2 separate regions of the Homo sapiens genome follow, and region 2 is linked to region 1. A link is a contact called in ENCODE Hi-C data. All regions are on one chromosome and are shown on one strand. Each heading gives the region's core, a stretch centred on a gene start or an enhancer-like site at or near the end of the contact. The rest is flanking DNA. Distances are from core to core; before and after follow the strand shown. Region 1 holds the start of LMNB2 (lamin B2). Region 2 holds the start of ZNF57 (zinc finger protein 57).

The links. Hi-C counts contacts between places; a loop is a spot of excess contacts on that map. Pooled maps may share reads with other maps.
Region 2: a pooled map shows a loop between it and region 1 (6-fold over the local background). The contact joins the promoter of ZNF57 here to the promoter of LMNB2 in region 1. A Hi-C loop is called at or near these places in 1 of 37 single-sample maps with no recorded cell type and 6 of 50 pooled maps.

What each region holds. Positions count from the first base shown.
Region 1 is chr19:2,453,559-2,460,558 of GRCh38, reverse strand. LMNB2 (lamin B2) reads left to right here and starts at 3,600. Exons shown (of 12, transcript NM_032737.4): 1 at 3,600-3,889. The coding sequence starts at 3,626. LINC01775 (long intergenic non-protein coding RNA 1775) reads left to right here. Exons shown (of 2, transcript NR_134931.1): 2 at 1,459-1,622. RefSeq lists silencers at 3,502-3,681, 3,802-4,051, 4,112-4,201, 4,432-4,611 and enhancers at 4,872-5,580, 5,581-6,291, 6,348-6,962, 6,963-7,000.
Region 2 is chr19:2,896,395-2,903,394 of GRCh38, reverse strand. It overlaps ZNF57 (zinc finger protein 57), which reads right to left and starts at 2,467. Exons shown (of 4, transcript NM_173480.3): 1 at 2,347-2,467. The coding sequence starts at 2,349. It also overlaps the pseudogene LOC100419704. RefSeq lists enhancers at 2,270-2,419, 2,279-2,850 and a silencer at 3,030-3,079.

The sequences.
Region 1 (7,000 bases), core at 2,351-4,850:
AGCCTGGGGGACAGAAAGACTCTGTCTCCAAAAAAAAAAAAAAAAAAAAAACTGTAGAGTATTGTAGAGTTGGGTCTTGCTATGTTGCCCAGGCTGGTCTCAAACTCCTGGGCTCAAGCCATTTTCTTGTCTCAGCCTCCCAGAGTGGCTGGGATTGCAGGTGTGAGCCACCATGCCAGGCTTCCTGCCTGGGTTCTAAGGCTGGGGGTCTATCTGGTAAGAGGGGAATAATAGCGAGTGAATGTTGGCTGTTGGAGGCAGGTGGGCTCTTTCCCCTGGTGTCCTCAGTAGGCTGGAAAGGGCATTAGATTCTCAGTGTGTGATTTACTGGGGTCTCTGGCAGAGGCTGAGCCAAACCCCCAAGGTGAGATGTGTAAAAAGGAGGAGTTCCCCAGGCAGAAGGAAGACCGGGCCAGTTCTAGGTCAGGAGGAAGTTATTCTCCAATTGGGGCAATTTTGCCCCTCTGGTGACATGTGGCAATCTCTGGAGACATACTTGGTTTTCATAACTAGGGGGCCGGGGTCGGACGCGGTGGCTGACGCCTGTAATCCCAGCAACGTGGGAGGCCAAGGCGGGCAGATCATTTGAGGTCAGGAGTTCAAGACCAGCCTGGCCAACATGGCAAAACCCTGTCTCTACTAAAAATACAGAAACTTAGCCGGGCATGGTGGCAAGTGCCTGTAATCCCAGCTACTCGGGAGAGTGAGGCAGGAGAATCGCTGGAACCCGGGAGGCGGAGGTTGCAATGAGCCGAGATCACGCCACTGCACTGCAGCCTGGGCCACAGAGCGAGACCCGCCTCAACTAAAAATAAAAATAAAATAAAAAATAAGTATGAGGCTGGGATGCTCGTGGCATGGAGTGGGTGGAGACCGAGGATGCTGCTCAATACCCTGTAATGGACAGCACCTCCTGACTCCAACCCCCTGCAACAGAGAGTGATCTGGCCCCAAATATCTAGTGCAGAGTTGGAGAAACACTGCTGTATAGGTTGTCTTGTTAAATTACAATTTTGGGGGGTTTTTTTTGGAGACGGAGTCTTGCTCTGTCGCCCAGGCTGGAGTGCAGTGGTGTGATCTCAGCTCACTGCAACCTTTGCCTCCTGGGTTCAAGCGATTCTCGTGCCTCAGCCTCCCAAGTAGCTGGGATTACAGGCGTACACCACCACGCCTGGCTAATTTTTGTACTTTTTGGAGAGACAGGTTTTTGCCATTTTGGCCAGGCTGGTCTCGAACTCCTGGCCTCAGGTGGTCTGCCCGCCTCGGCCTCCCAAAGTGCTGAGATTACAGGCATGAGCCACCGCGCCTGGCCTTGTTAAATAAAATGTATGGCAGGCCATTGTTTTAGACAATGGGGTCTCTAGTCCCCAGCAGACCAGATAAAATTGGAATGGAGTCACTAGTGCCAGGTACCACGTAGTCAAACTGATCTTTTATTTTTTTTATTTTTTGAAATAGGGTCTCGCTCCGTTGCCCACACTGGAGTGCAGTGGCGCAATCATGGCTGACTGCAGACTTGAACTCCTGGATGCAAGCCATTCTCCTGCCTCAGCCTCCCGAGGAGCTGGGACTACAGGTGTGTGCCAGCACATGTGGCTAATTATTAAAAATTTTTTTGGCTGGGTGCCGTGGCTCACGCCTGTAACTGCAGCACTTTGGGAGGTCGAGGTGGGTGGATCACGAGGTCAGGAGTTCAGGACCAGCCTGGCCAAGATGGTGAAACCAGGTCTCTACTAAAAATACAAACATTAGCTGGGCATGGTGGCGGGTGCCTGTAATCCCAGCTACTCGGGAGGCAGAGAATTGCTTGAACCCAGGAGGTGGAGGTTGCAGTGAGCCGAGATCATGCCATTGCACTCCAGCCTGGGTGACAAGAGCAAGACTCTGTCTCCAAAAAAAAAAAATTTTTTTTTTTGGAGACAGAGTCTCACTATGTTGCCCAGGATGTTCTCAAACTCCTAGGCTTAAGCGATCTCCCCATCTCAGCCTCCCAAAGTGCTGAGATTACAGGTGAGAGCCACCCGTACCTGGCCTCAAACTGAACTTTAAAGGGTGCAGGTTTTCAAAAAAAAACATTCACAGCCACCAAGCCAAAGGGGACCGGTTAACCTGATAGGGAAGTACCCTCAAAATAGAGGGGGTTAAAACAGACCCTATGAAAAAAGTAACTTTGAAACAACCAATTGGTTTTTATTTCGTATTTTTATTTTTACTTTTTTTGAGACAAACTCTCACTCTGTCACCCAGGCTGGAATGCAGTGATGTGATCAGGGCTCACTGCAACCTTGACCTCTCTTGCTCAAACAATCCTGCCACCTTAGCCTCCCAAATACCTAGGACTATAGGCGCCCAGCTAATTTTTTTTTTTTTTTTTTTTTGAGGTGGAGTCTTACTCTGTTGCCTAGGCTGGAGTGCAGTGGTTCAATCTTGGCTCCCTGCAACCTCCGCCTCCCGGGTTAAAGCAATTCTCCTGCCTCAGCTTCCCGAGTAGCTGAGACTACAGGCATGTGCCACCATGCCTGGCTAATTTTTGTATTTTTAGTAGAGACGGGATTTCACCATATTGGTCAGGCTGGTCTCGAACTCCTGACCTCATGATCTGCCCGGCTTGGCCTCCTAAAGTGCTGGGAATACAGGTGTGAGCCACTGCACCTGGCTAATTTTTTTATTTTTATTTTTAGAAATGGGGTCTTGCTATGTTGCCCAGGCCAGTCTCAAACTCCTGGGCTCAGGCTATCCTCCCACCTCCGCCTCCCAAAGTGCTGGCATTACAGGCGTGAGCAAACCACTGTACCTGGCCTGGCTTTTATTTTAATTCTTATTTCTCCTTTCTTCAGCCTTTTCTGCCTGTAATGCAGAATGCCCATCCTCTCTGCTCAGCTCATTGGAGTGCCTATTTAATAGATTGAATGCTATCCAATTCATGAATTGCTAATAAGAGCCAATGAGATCATTAAACTCAATTTGTTGAAATTCATACTCCTTGACAGCCTCTTCTGGACATTTTATATCAGTGGCATTGTACACTATATGGCTTTTTTTTTTTTTTTTTTTTTTTTTTGAGACAAAGTTTCTCATTGTTGCCCAGGCTGGAGTGCAGTGCCGCGATCTTGGCTTACTGCAACCTCCACGTCCCAAGTTCAAGAGATTCTCCTGCCTCAGCCTCCCAAGTAGCTGGGATTACCGGCGCGCGCCTCCGTAGTAGAGATGGTGTGGGGGGGTCTCCCTATGTGGTCCAGGCTGATCTCGAAATTCTTTTCTCAAGTGATCCACCGGCCTTGGCCTCCCAAAGTGCTGGGATTACAGGCGTGAGCCACCACGCCCGGCCCTATATGGCCTTTTGTGTCTGGTTCTTTGAACACGTTTTGAGGTTCTCTAAGTGGGGAAACAGGTACTAGAAAGCAACCCAACGCTGTTTCCTCGTGGCGGAGCTGGGAGTTTGCAGCCAGGAAGTCTGTCTCTGGAGTCAGCGCCTCTGCGAAGCGAGAGCTGGACGGAGACTTCAACTTCCGGCGTGCCCCGCGCGCGCCCGGCGGTCGGACTACCAGTCCCAGGCTGCCCCGCCGCGGCGGGCGGCGGGCGCGGCGCGGCGCGGCGCCATCTTGCAGCCGGCGGCGCGGATTGAATGAGCCCGCCGAGCCCGGGCCGCCGTCGGGAGCAGCGCAGGCCGCGAGCCGCCGCCACCATGGCCACGCCGCTGCCCGGCCGCGCGGGCGGGCCCGCCACGCCGCTGTCGCCCACGCGCCTGTCGCGGCTGCAGGAGAAGGAGGAGCTGCGCGAGCTCAACGACCGCCTGGCGCACTACATCGACCGCGTCCGCGCGCTGGAGCTGGAGAACGACCGGCTCCTGCTCAAGATCTCAGAGAAGGAGGAGGTGACCACGCGCGAGGTGGGCGCCGGGGCTTAGGGGCCGGGCGGGGGTGCAGCCGGCAGGCCCCGCCCACCGCGGGGCGCGCGATCGCGGGGACCCTGGGCGGGGGTGCAGACGGGGACGGGCCCCGGCTTCGGGGGTTTCCGCGGGGTTTCGGGGGGCCCCTGAGTGAGGGGTGCAGCTCGGCCAGGTCCCTCCCACCGCGGGGTGGGCAATCGCTGGGACCCTGGGTGCAGACAGGGACGGGCCCGGGTCTCGAGGGTCTCCAGGGGGTTTCGAGGGGCCCCTGAGTGAGCGGTGCAGTTCGGCCAGGCCCCGCCCACCGCGGGGTGCGTGATCGCGGGGACCCTGGGCGGGGGTGCAGACGGGGACAGGCTCCGGCTCGGGGGTCTCCAGGAGGTTTGGGGGCTTCTGAGTGAGGGGTGCTGCTCGGCTAGGCCCAGCCCACTGCGGGGCTCCCAGTCGCGGGGAACCCTGAGCTGGGATGCAGACGGGGACAGTCCGGCCTCGGGGATCTCCGCCGCGTTTCGGAGAGTCCCTGAGTGAAAGGTGCTACTCGGCCAGGCCCCGCCCACCACGGGGCGCGCGATCGCGGGGGACTCTGAACGACTCCCGGCTTGGGGTCTCCAGGGGGTTTGCGGGGGGCTCCTGGATGAAGGGTGCAGGTCCTGGCCACCGCGGGGTGCGCGATCGCGGGGACCCTGGGCAGGGGTGCAGACCGGGAAGGGTCCCGGCTTGGGGGTCTCCAGGGGGTTTCAAGGGGTCCCTGAGTGAGGGGTGCAGCTCGGCCAGGCCCAGCCCACCGCGGAGTACGCGATCACGGGGGACCCTGAGCAGGGGTGGGGTCAGCCTGGCCTCGGGGATCTCCAGGGGGAGACCCTGAGTGAGGGGTGCCACCTGGGCAGGCCCTGCCCACCGCAGTTTCCGAGATCTTGGGGGACCCCTTGGGAGGGGTGCAGACCGGAGTGGCCCATTCTCTTGGGGACCTCCAGGGGGTTTCTAGGGCACTGAGTGAAAAGTGCAGACCAGGAATGCCCCACCTATGGAGGGGGTCCCAGGAGATCTTCCGTGTCCTGAGTGAGGGCTGCAGAGGGGCCTCCAGCTAGCTCTGGGGACCCTTCCGTGAGAGGTGCATTTTGGGGCCATGGGGGTTACAGACTAGGGCTCCCCACCAAAGAGAGGTCCTGGGGATTTGGGGGCTCCCTGAGTATTGGGCTGCAGCCCCCCATATGCCTCGTCCCTCAGAGGATTCCAAGGAGACTTGGCGGACCCCCCCCAACTGAGGGGGTGTGAGTGGGAGTCTCTGGGGATGAAGCTGGGTATTGGGGTATCTGGGGTGGAATGGGGGTGGTCTCTGGGCTCCAAGGAGACTGGGGGGCCCAGGCCCTCTGAGGAGGCCCAAGATGGGGTGTGTGGGGGGTCTCCCTGGAGTCTCTGGGGTGAGTCACGTGGTCTCAGTTCTCCCTGGAGCTTTAGCGAGTTCCCTGATGAATCCAGAAGAGATTGGTGACTGGGGTGGGAATTAGGCCCCTCATCTCTCACCAGGCCCAGGGTGGGTAGGGGGCCGAGGGAGAGGTTCTGATACCTTGGGGTCCCACGGGAAATTTGGGAGTCCCTTATTTGTGCCCTGGTGTCAGCGGTGGTCTGGCAGGTTCTGCCCCCAAGAGAATATGAAGGAAGGGTGAGAGTTGGGATCTTGGGTCCGGTGGAAAGTGTTGAGGTTCTGAATGGGCCCCGAGGCTTCAGTGCAGACTGAAGGAGAAGAGGCGGGAAAGTCTGCCCACCAAGGGGACATGAGGTCGGGGTGTCTTGGGGTCTGGGTGCAATCTGTCCTGCCCCCCAACCTAACCCTGGGGAGGCTCTTTGTCCCTCCCACTGGCCATGCCCAATCCAAGGACAGGACTCCAGAACGGGGGGCAGGCAGGAGCACCCACTTGATTCCTGCCATGGGTTGGGGTCCTGGGGTCCCTAGGCCCCAGTGTCCTGTTGGGAGAGCTGGGTGCCGAAGTCGGGATTTGCAGCGCCCAGTCCCCACTCGCCCATCTGGAGATCAGAGGACGTGGTGGGCTTCTGGGAGAAGAGCTGCTTGTTGAGGGGGTCGGGTCATTTCTGGGAGCCACTTACCCTCTGTGTGACCTTGGGCTAGTCGCTTACCCTCTCTGGGTCTCAGTGCCCTCGCCTTTGGAATGGGTGTAATTATAATACCCACCTCTTACTTGTGTGTGGGGCCACAGCAGGTTAACTTTTGTTCAGTAGCTCCCTGTGGGTTGTTTTCACAGTGCCCTGGGGACAGGGAACCTGAAAGAATGTAGCTGGTGCCTTCAGGGAGGTAGAAGGAAGATCAGTGCTTGGTGGGATCCCCTGCTTTTCTTTCTTTTTTTTTTTTTTTTTTTTTGAGATAGAGTCTCGCTCCGTCGTCCAGGCTGGAGTGCAGTGGCGCGATCTTAGCTCCCCGCACCCTCTGCCTCCCGGGTTCAAGTGATTCTCCTGCCCCCGTCTCCCGAGTAGCTGGGATTACAGGTGTTCACCACCATGCCCGGCTCATTTTTGTATTTTTAGTAGAGACAGAGTTTGGCCTTGTTGGTCAGGCTGGTCTCAAACTCCTGGCCTCAGGTGATCTGCCTGCCTCGGCCTCCCAAAGTACTGGGATTACAGGTGTGAGCCGCCGTGCCTGGCCAGTCCCCTGCTTTTCAATTAGTGTGGCTTTGGGCAGGCCCCTGTGTCTCTTGGAGCCTCCATCTTGCCATCTGTCCAGTGCGGAGTTGTCCCAACTTAGAGGCCGCCTGCTGGACCCGTGGCGTGCAGGGTTAGAGCTGGTTTCTTGTCTTTGGGCCTCTGTTATCCCACCTGCCAATGGGACGAACAGCTGCAGGGAGCTTTGAGGGTGCAGGGCCTGGTGAGTGCTGGGGAGGTACCAGCCCCAGCCCCACTGGACGCCCCATTGGACCGGCCCTGTGCCCTAGAGGGAGCCTGGCCCAGCCACCTCTCGGGGCCGCAGCAGCATCCTTTACAACTCAGTTCACTCAGGCTGGGTGAAATGCGGGTCTGACTCCAGTGAAGGCAGCCATTTAGCAGGTGACACACTGGCCCCTCCGTGAGCCCTGTCACCCAGCCGTGTCTGCAGGGCAT
Region 2 (7,000 bases), core at 1,218-3,717, 440 kb before region 1:
ACTAAAAATATAAAAATTAGCCGGTCGTGGTGGCAAGTGCCTGTAATCCCAGCTACTCGGGAGGCTGAGGCAGGAGAATTGCTTGAACCCGGGAGGCGGATGATACAATGTGTGGAGATCACGCCACTGTACTCCAGCCTGGGAGACACAGTGTCTCCAAAAAAGAAAAACAACACTTAAAGCATAAACTAAACCCACTGCTTAGAAACGGCTCCAAGACAGCACAGGTGCAACCTCAGAAAGGCTAAAACGCCCACAAGCACATCTCCAGGACAATCGTCTTTCCCATGCTCAGCAGCCTCAATCAGCATGAACAGTTCCCGCTGCGGCTGTTCTACGAGGCAGGAGGACTGAGCAAGTGGAGGCTGCCCAGCCAGACCCCGCTGCACCCTCAGCGGCCTCCAGTGCAGGCTCAACTGTGGGCTCAGCTGGAGTCACCGGTCTTGGGGCTCACCTCCCTGCTCCAGGTGCTACACTTTAAATGCCACAAAGACCCTCATCCCGTAGAGTGAGAATGCAGCAGAATCAGTGCTTTCCACCCCTTGTGTAAGTGGGGGAAGGGAGTTCCAAGGCAGTCTTTATGACTTTACATGGCCAGAAACTGCTTTTCCCAGTCAGCAAACAGATGATGGATCAGTGAAGCAATACTCCTGGTGACAAACTGGAAACTAACCAGAATGGAACACGCCTCAGTTTTACAGGTTTTTGCAGAATTTGCATTAATCTCATGTCTAGCTGAACTGAAATGGAACACGATCACACACTGTCGCAAACTCTGCACCTTGTATGGAAGAATAACTATTATTTTTTGTCTGATTGCTTTGGCATTTGAAAAACTACTATTTTTATGAACATTTTAATCCATCTCTAGCTGCTATAAGATGTGGAACTGCGCACACTTTCTCTACAATTCTGGTGGGAGACAGAATATTCCTGAGAGACTTCCTTAGGCCATGCTTAGCCTGTACCCCACGATAAACAGGTGTTATCCTGACGGACCAGAAGGCAGAAAACACACTTGAACATTTTCCTATTGTCACTAAGGAGAAGAAAAAAGCCAAACAGGAGAACAGTACAGTACATTTACTGACACCGGCTGCCCGAATAAAGCTTTCACAGCATTAGTGATACCCTGCAACAAAACCCCCAGGGCAGCTAACTCCCACCGCTGAGGTCGTCCCCCAAACTGCCTCTGACCCCCAGGCCGTCCCTTGCCATCCCCCCAAGCTGTCCCCTGTAAGGTTCTCTGAGCTGGCCGCACCATGGTCAAGCCCCCCGCCCTTGTGATAATGTACTTTGTGATATTCCCCCGCCCTTGTGAATGTACTTTGTACGATACGTCCTCCTCGCCCTTGTGAATGTACCCCGCCCTTGTGACAATACACGCTCGCGCCCTTGTGAAGGTACTTTGTAATATTCCTCCCAGCCCTTGTGACAATACATCCCCCAAGCCCTTGTGAATGTACTTTGAAACATCGTCGCCGCCCTTGAGAATGTACTTTGTAACACCCACCAACTGTCCTCAAAAAAACTGCTCCTAACTCCGATGCCTGTCCCAAACCTATAAGGACTAATGATTGCCGGGCGCGGTGGCTCACGCCTGTAATCCCAGCACTTTGGGAGGCCGAGGCGGGCGGATCACAAGGTCAAGAGATCGAGACCATTCTGGCCAACATGGTGAAACCCTGTCTCTACTAAAAACAAAAATTAGCCGGGCGTGAGGGCGGGCGCCTGTAATCTCAGCTACTCCGGAGGCTGAGGCAGGAGAATCGCTTGAACCCGGGAGGCGGAAGTTGCAGTGAGCCGAGATCACGCCACTGCACTCCAGCCTGGCGACAGAGCGGGACTCCGTCCCAAAAATAAAAAAAATAAAAAAATAAAACCAATAATAATCCCATCACCCTTTGCTGAGTCCTTTCTCAGACTCAGCCCACTTGCACCCAAGTGAGTAAACAGCCTTGTGGCTCACACTAAGCCTGCTCAGGTGACCTCTTATACGGACACGCGTAACATCCCCAACCTGCTGACCGTCCCTTGCCGTCCCCCCAAACTGGTCCCTGACCCCTGACCGCCCCTACCGTCCCCCCAAACTACCTCCAGCCCCCCTCCTGCCCAGGCCTCCCCCTAAGTTACCCCCAAGCTCCTTGCCGCCCCTTCCGTCCCCCCAAACTGCCCCCAGTCCTCCAGCCCGGCCGCTGTGATGGCGTCCCCGGGTCCCAGGTGCTAGTCCTGCGCCGCCCCGCGCGTCCCTCAGCCAATCCCGGCCGCAGACTTCGGCGGACTCTGGTTCCAGCCGGTTCCCGTCGCTCCGACCGTCCCCTGGCTCTGCTCCTGCCTCGCACTCACCATGTCTCCCCTGCTCCTGGGCTCTCCAAGGCGAGCTCTCCGTGGCCTCGCGGCCGGCGCAGCTGAAAGGTACAGGTACTCCCGGGCCGCTCGTGGTAGGCAGGGCACGCGCGGCAGGGAGGACGAAACGTCCCGCCCTCGGGGCCTCGGAGCTCAGGAAGCGGCGCCCTGATTGGACAATCTCTAAGCCCCCGCCCTTTCAACGCTCTGAGCGGACAGCGTTTTGGACACGCCCCCTTCACCCCTGGGGCCTTCGATTGGACACTACTGCAAACCTGCAATCCGCTTCCCGGTGTCCGCCCCGTGCCTTGATTGGACAGTTTTCCGGACCCGCCCCCGGAGCACCTGATTGGAAGATAACTTCCGCGCCGCCCCGCCTCCTGTCGCCCGAGTGACCGGCGCGTAGCCAACGCTAGTGGCTGACCCGCCAGCGGTGGACACTCCCGTTTGCGCGAACTCGCTCTGGCCCGGGGTGAGCCCAACCTCTCCCCGCAGCTCGGCCGCGCCTCCCGCGTCCTTCTCCCGAACGGGCACGAGAAGTCCAGACTCAGTTTCCCCACGGAGCAGCCGGAGTGCTGCGTGGAGGGGAGGGGCGAGCGAGCGGCGTGGGTCGCGTGGGGTGAGCCCTTCGTGGGGCGGGGTCCTCAGCCGTGACGTCACCGCGCTGCCCCGCGTGGGCGCGGACCCCATGGAGGCCCTGCCCCGTGCTGGAGCACGTGCTGTCAGTGTCCTGATTTTTTTTTTTTTTTTTTTTTTTTTTTTTGAGGTGGAGTCTCGCTCTGTCGCCCAGGCTGGAGTGCAGTGGCGCCATCTCGGCTCACTGCAAGCTCCGCCTCCCGGGTTCAGGCCATTCTCCTACCTCAGCCTCCCGAGTAGCTGGGACACAGGCACCCGCCACCACGCCGGCTAATTTTTTTGTATTTTTAGTAGAGACGAGGTTTCACCGTGTTAGCCAGGATGGTCTCGATCTCCTGACCTCGTGATCGGCCCGCCTCGGCCTCCCAAAGTGCTGGGATTACAGGCGTGAGCCACCGCGCACGGCCAGTGTCCTGATTTTTTTACCCAAACGTTTCCCAGCCTCCTGTCCTTCCCACAGGCCCCTGCACTTTGGCTCGCCCCCGACATCTGAGCCTGCACTAAAATAAGGACCAAACCTCGAGTCACCTGATCCCGAAAATGGGCGGACCCCAGGGAGCCCCTATCCTGTCTGGCCTCGCTGGATTTGTTTTTTTGTTGGACATTGTTTTTTGTTTTATTTATTTTTTTATTTTGAGACGGAGTCTCACACTGTCGCCCCGGCTGGAGTGCAGTGGCGTGATCTCGGCTCACTGCAACCTCCGCCTTCAGGGTTAAAGCGATTCTCCTGCCTCAGCCTCCCGAGTAGCTGAGATTACAGGCGCCTGCCACCACGTCCGGCTAATTTTTGTATTTTTAGTAGAGACGGGGGTTTCACTATGTTGGCCAAGCTGGTCTTGAACTCCTGACCTCGTGATCCGCCTGCCTCGGCCTCCCAAAGTGCTGGAATTAGAGGCGTGAGCTACCGCGCCCGGCGGACATTCTTTAGATCAAGAAATCCGGGGCCGGGCATGGTGGCCCAAGCCTGTAATCTCAGCACTTTGGGAGGCCGAGGCGGGTGGATCACGAGGTCAGGAGATCGAGACCATCCTGGCTAACACGGTGAAACCATCTCTACTAAAAATACAAAAAAATTAGCCAGGCGTGGTGGCGGGCACCTGTAGTCCCAGCTACTCGGGAGGCTGAGGCAGGGGAATGGCTGAACCCGGGAGACGGAGCTTGCAGTGAGCCGAGATGGCGCCACTGCACTCCAGCCTGGGCAACAGACGGAGACTCCGTCTCAAAAAAAAAAAAAAAAAACAAAATCCAGGCCAGGCGTGGTGGCTCACACCTATAATCCCAGCACTTTGGGAAGCTGAGGTGGGTGGATCACCTGAGGTCAGGAGTTCAAGACCAGCCTGGCCAACATGGCGAAACCCTGTCTCTACTAAAATACAAAAATTAGCTGGGCCTGGTGGCGCGTGCCTGTAATCCCAGCTACTCAGGAGGCTGAGGCAGGAGAATCGCTTGAACCTGGGAGGCGGAGGTTGCAGTGAGCTGAGATCCTGCCACTGCACTCCAGCCTGGGCAAAAGAATGAGATACTGTCTGAAAAAAAAAATTAAATTTAATTTAAAAATAAAATTAAATAAATAAATTTGGGATAAACCAGTTAACTGTCTCTCAATCTCTCTCTCTTGTTTTTTTTGTGTTTTTTTTTTTTTGAGACAACGTCTTGCTCTGTTGTCCAGGGTAGAATGCAGTGACAAGATCATAGCTCGGCCGGGTGCAGTGGCTCACGCCTGTAATCCCAGCACTTTGGGAGGCCGAGGCGGGTGGATCACGAGGTCAAGAGATCGAGACCATCCTGGCCAACATGGTGAAACCCTGTCTCTACTAAAAATACAAAAATTAGCTGGGCATGGTGGCGAGCGCCTGTAGTCCCAGCTATTCGGGAAGCTGAGGCAGGAGAATGGCTTGAACTAGGGAGGTGGAGGTTGCAGTGAGTTAAGATCGTGCCATTGCACTCCAGCCCTGGTGAAAGAGTGAGACTCCATCTCAAAAAAAAAAACCAAAAAACAAAAAACAAAAAAACCAGCTCACTGTAAACCAGAACCCGTGGACCAGTTAACTCTTTTTATTTTTTGTAGACAGGCTCTACCTATGTTGCCCAGGTTGATTTTGAACTCATGGCCTCCCGCCAGGACCCCAAAATGCTGGGATGACAGGCATGAACCACCGTGCCTGGCCCACTGAACTCAATATGCTTACAGAATGCAAATGCATTTGAATTGAGGAGTCTTCGCCCTCACAAAGTTGTTTATATACCCATGGGCGACCTCTCTGTCACCTTCTCATGAGATACCTGAAATTGTCCTCACACAGACCCGGCAGGTGGTGTTTAGCCTCTTCCTCAATATTTTATATACTTTTTCCAGAAAATGAAATTTTAGTCCATCAATACATTTAATTATGTATATTGCACGTATTTTATCAAGTTCTGGCAGTTTTGCAGTTATGTTTAGTTTCTCAGAAAAGCAATATTATCACTTCCAATGACAAGATTTACTTCTACCGTTACATTCTTTTTATCTATCATGGTGATTTTTGACGATGTTACATTCAAGCAGGGATAAATAATTGAAGTGAAAATGGGTGTTCCTTTCACTTGGAAGCCTGCTGGCACCTACCTGTTCTTCTCATGTTCTGTAGCCAGACCTTCTATGAGTAGCAGGCTGGCCTGTCAGTCATTGTGTCTGAAATTGACCAGAGAAATTTTAGCAATGGAAAGTAATTGAAAAAAATGTGGCCGCCTACTTAGAAGGTTTTATGCAAGTTGGGCCAGATGTGGTTGCTCACACTTGTATTCCCAGCACTTTGGGAGGCCAAGGCAGGAGGATCGTTTCAGTCCAGGAGTTCGAGATCAGCCTGGGCAACATAGGGAGAGCCCATCTCTATAAAAAAAATACAAGCCGGGCGCGGTGGCTCATGCCTGTAATCCCAGCACTTTGGGAGGCCGAGGCAGGTGGATCATCTGAGGTTGGGAGTTCAAGACCAGCCTGACCAACATGGAGAAACCCTGTCTCTACTAAAAATACAAAATTAGCCAGGCATGGTTGTGTGTGCCTGTAATCCCAGCTACTCAGGAGGCTGAGGCAGGAGAATGGTGTGAACACGGGAGGCGGAGCTTGCAGTGAGCTGAGATAGTGCCACTGCACTCCAGCCTGGGCGACAGAGCGAGACTCCGTCTCAAAAAAAAAAAAAAAATGTTCACAGTCCAGAGAAAGCCTACAAATGCAAAGAATGTGGGAAGGCCTTCTTTCGTTCCTTCTACCTGATCATACATGCCAGAATGCACACGGGAGAAAAAGCCTACAGGTGTGTGGAATGTGGGAACACCTACAGTTGGCCCTCGGACCTTAGGGTTCACATGAGAACACACTCTGGGGAAAAGCGCTGTGGATGCAAACAGTGTGGAAAATCCTTCAGTTCTCCCTCCTCCTTTAAGGGACACATAAGGACTCACACTGGAGAGAAACTGTACACCTGTAGGGAATGTGGGAAAGTCTTCAGTAGTCCCTCATACTTCCGAACACAAGTGAGAATTCACATTGGAGAGAAACCCTATGTGTGTGAGCAGCGTGGGAAAGTCTTCAGTTGGTCATCATCTTTTCGAGGACATTTGAGAACTCACAGTAGAGAGAAACCCTACGAATGTAAGGAGTGTACAAAAGCCTTCGGTAGACTCTCGTCCTTACAAAGACATAAGGATTCACATTGGAGAGAAACTCTCTAAATGTATGCAGCATGGAAAAGCTTTCTGTGGTCTCCCATCCTTAAAATAACACATGAAAACTCACACTGGAGGGAAACCCTATGTTAGTAAGTAATGTGGCAAAGGTTCCGTGCGGATGACTTACTGTACTGAATAAATTCAATACCGTTAGAAAATGTTTATAAAGGTCTTAAGTCGAGCCATGGGTTTATTAGTGCCTTATGTTAAAGTAGACCTCTAGCCCATTATTTCTCATTCTTTTTGAGAGAAACAGCTGGTAAATACTCCTTTAAGTGTTTGCAAGGGGTGCTGTAACAAATCACCA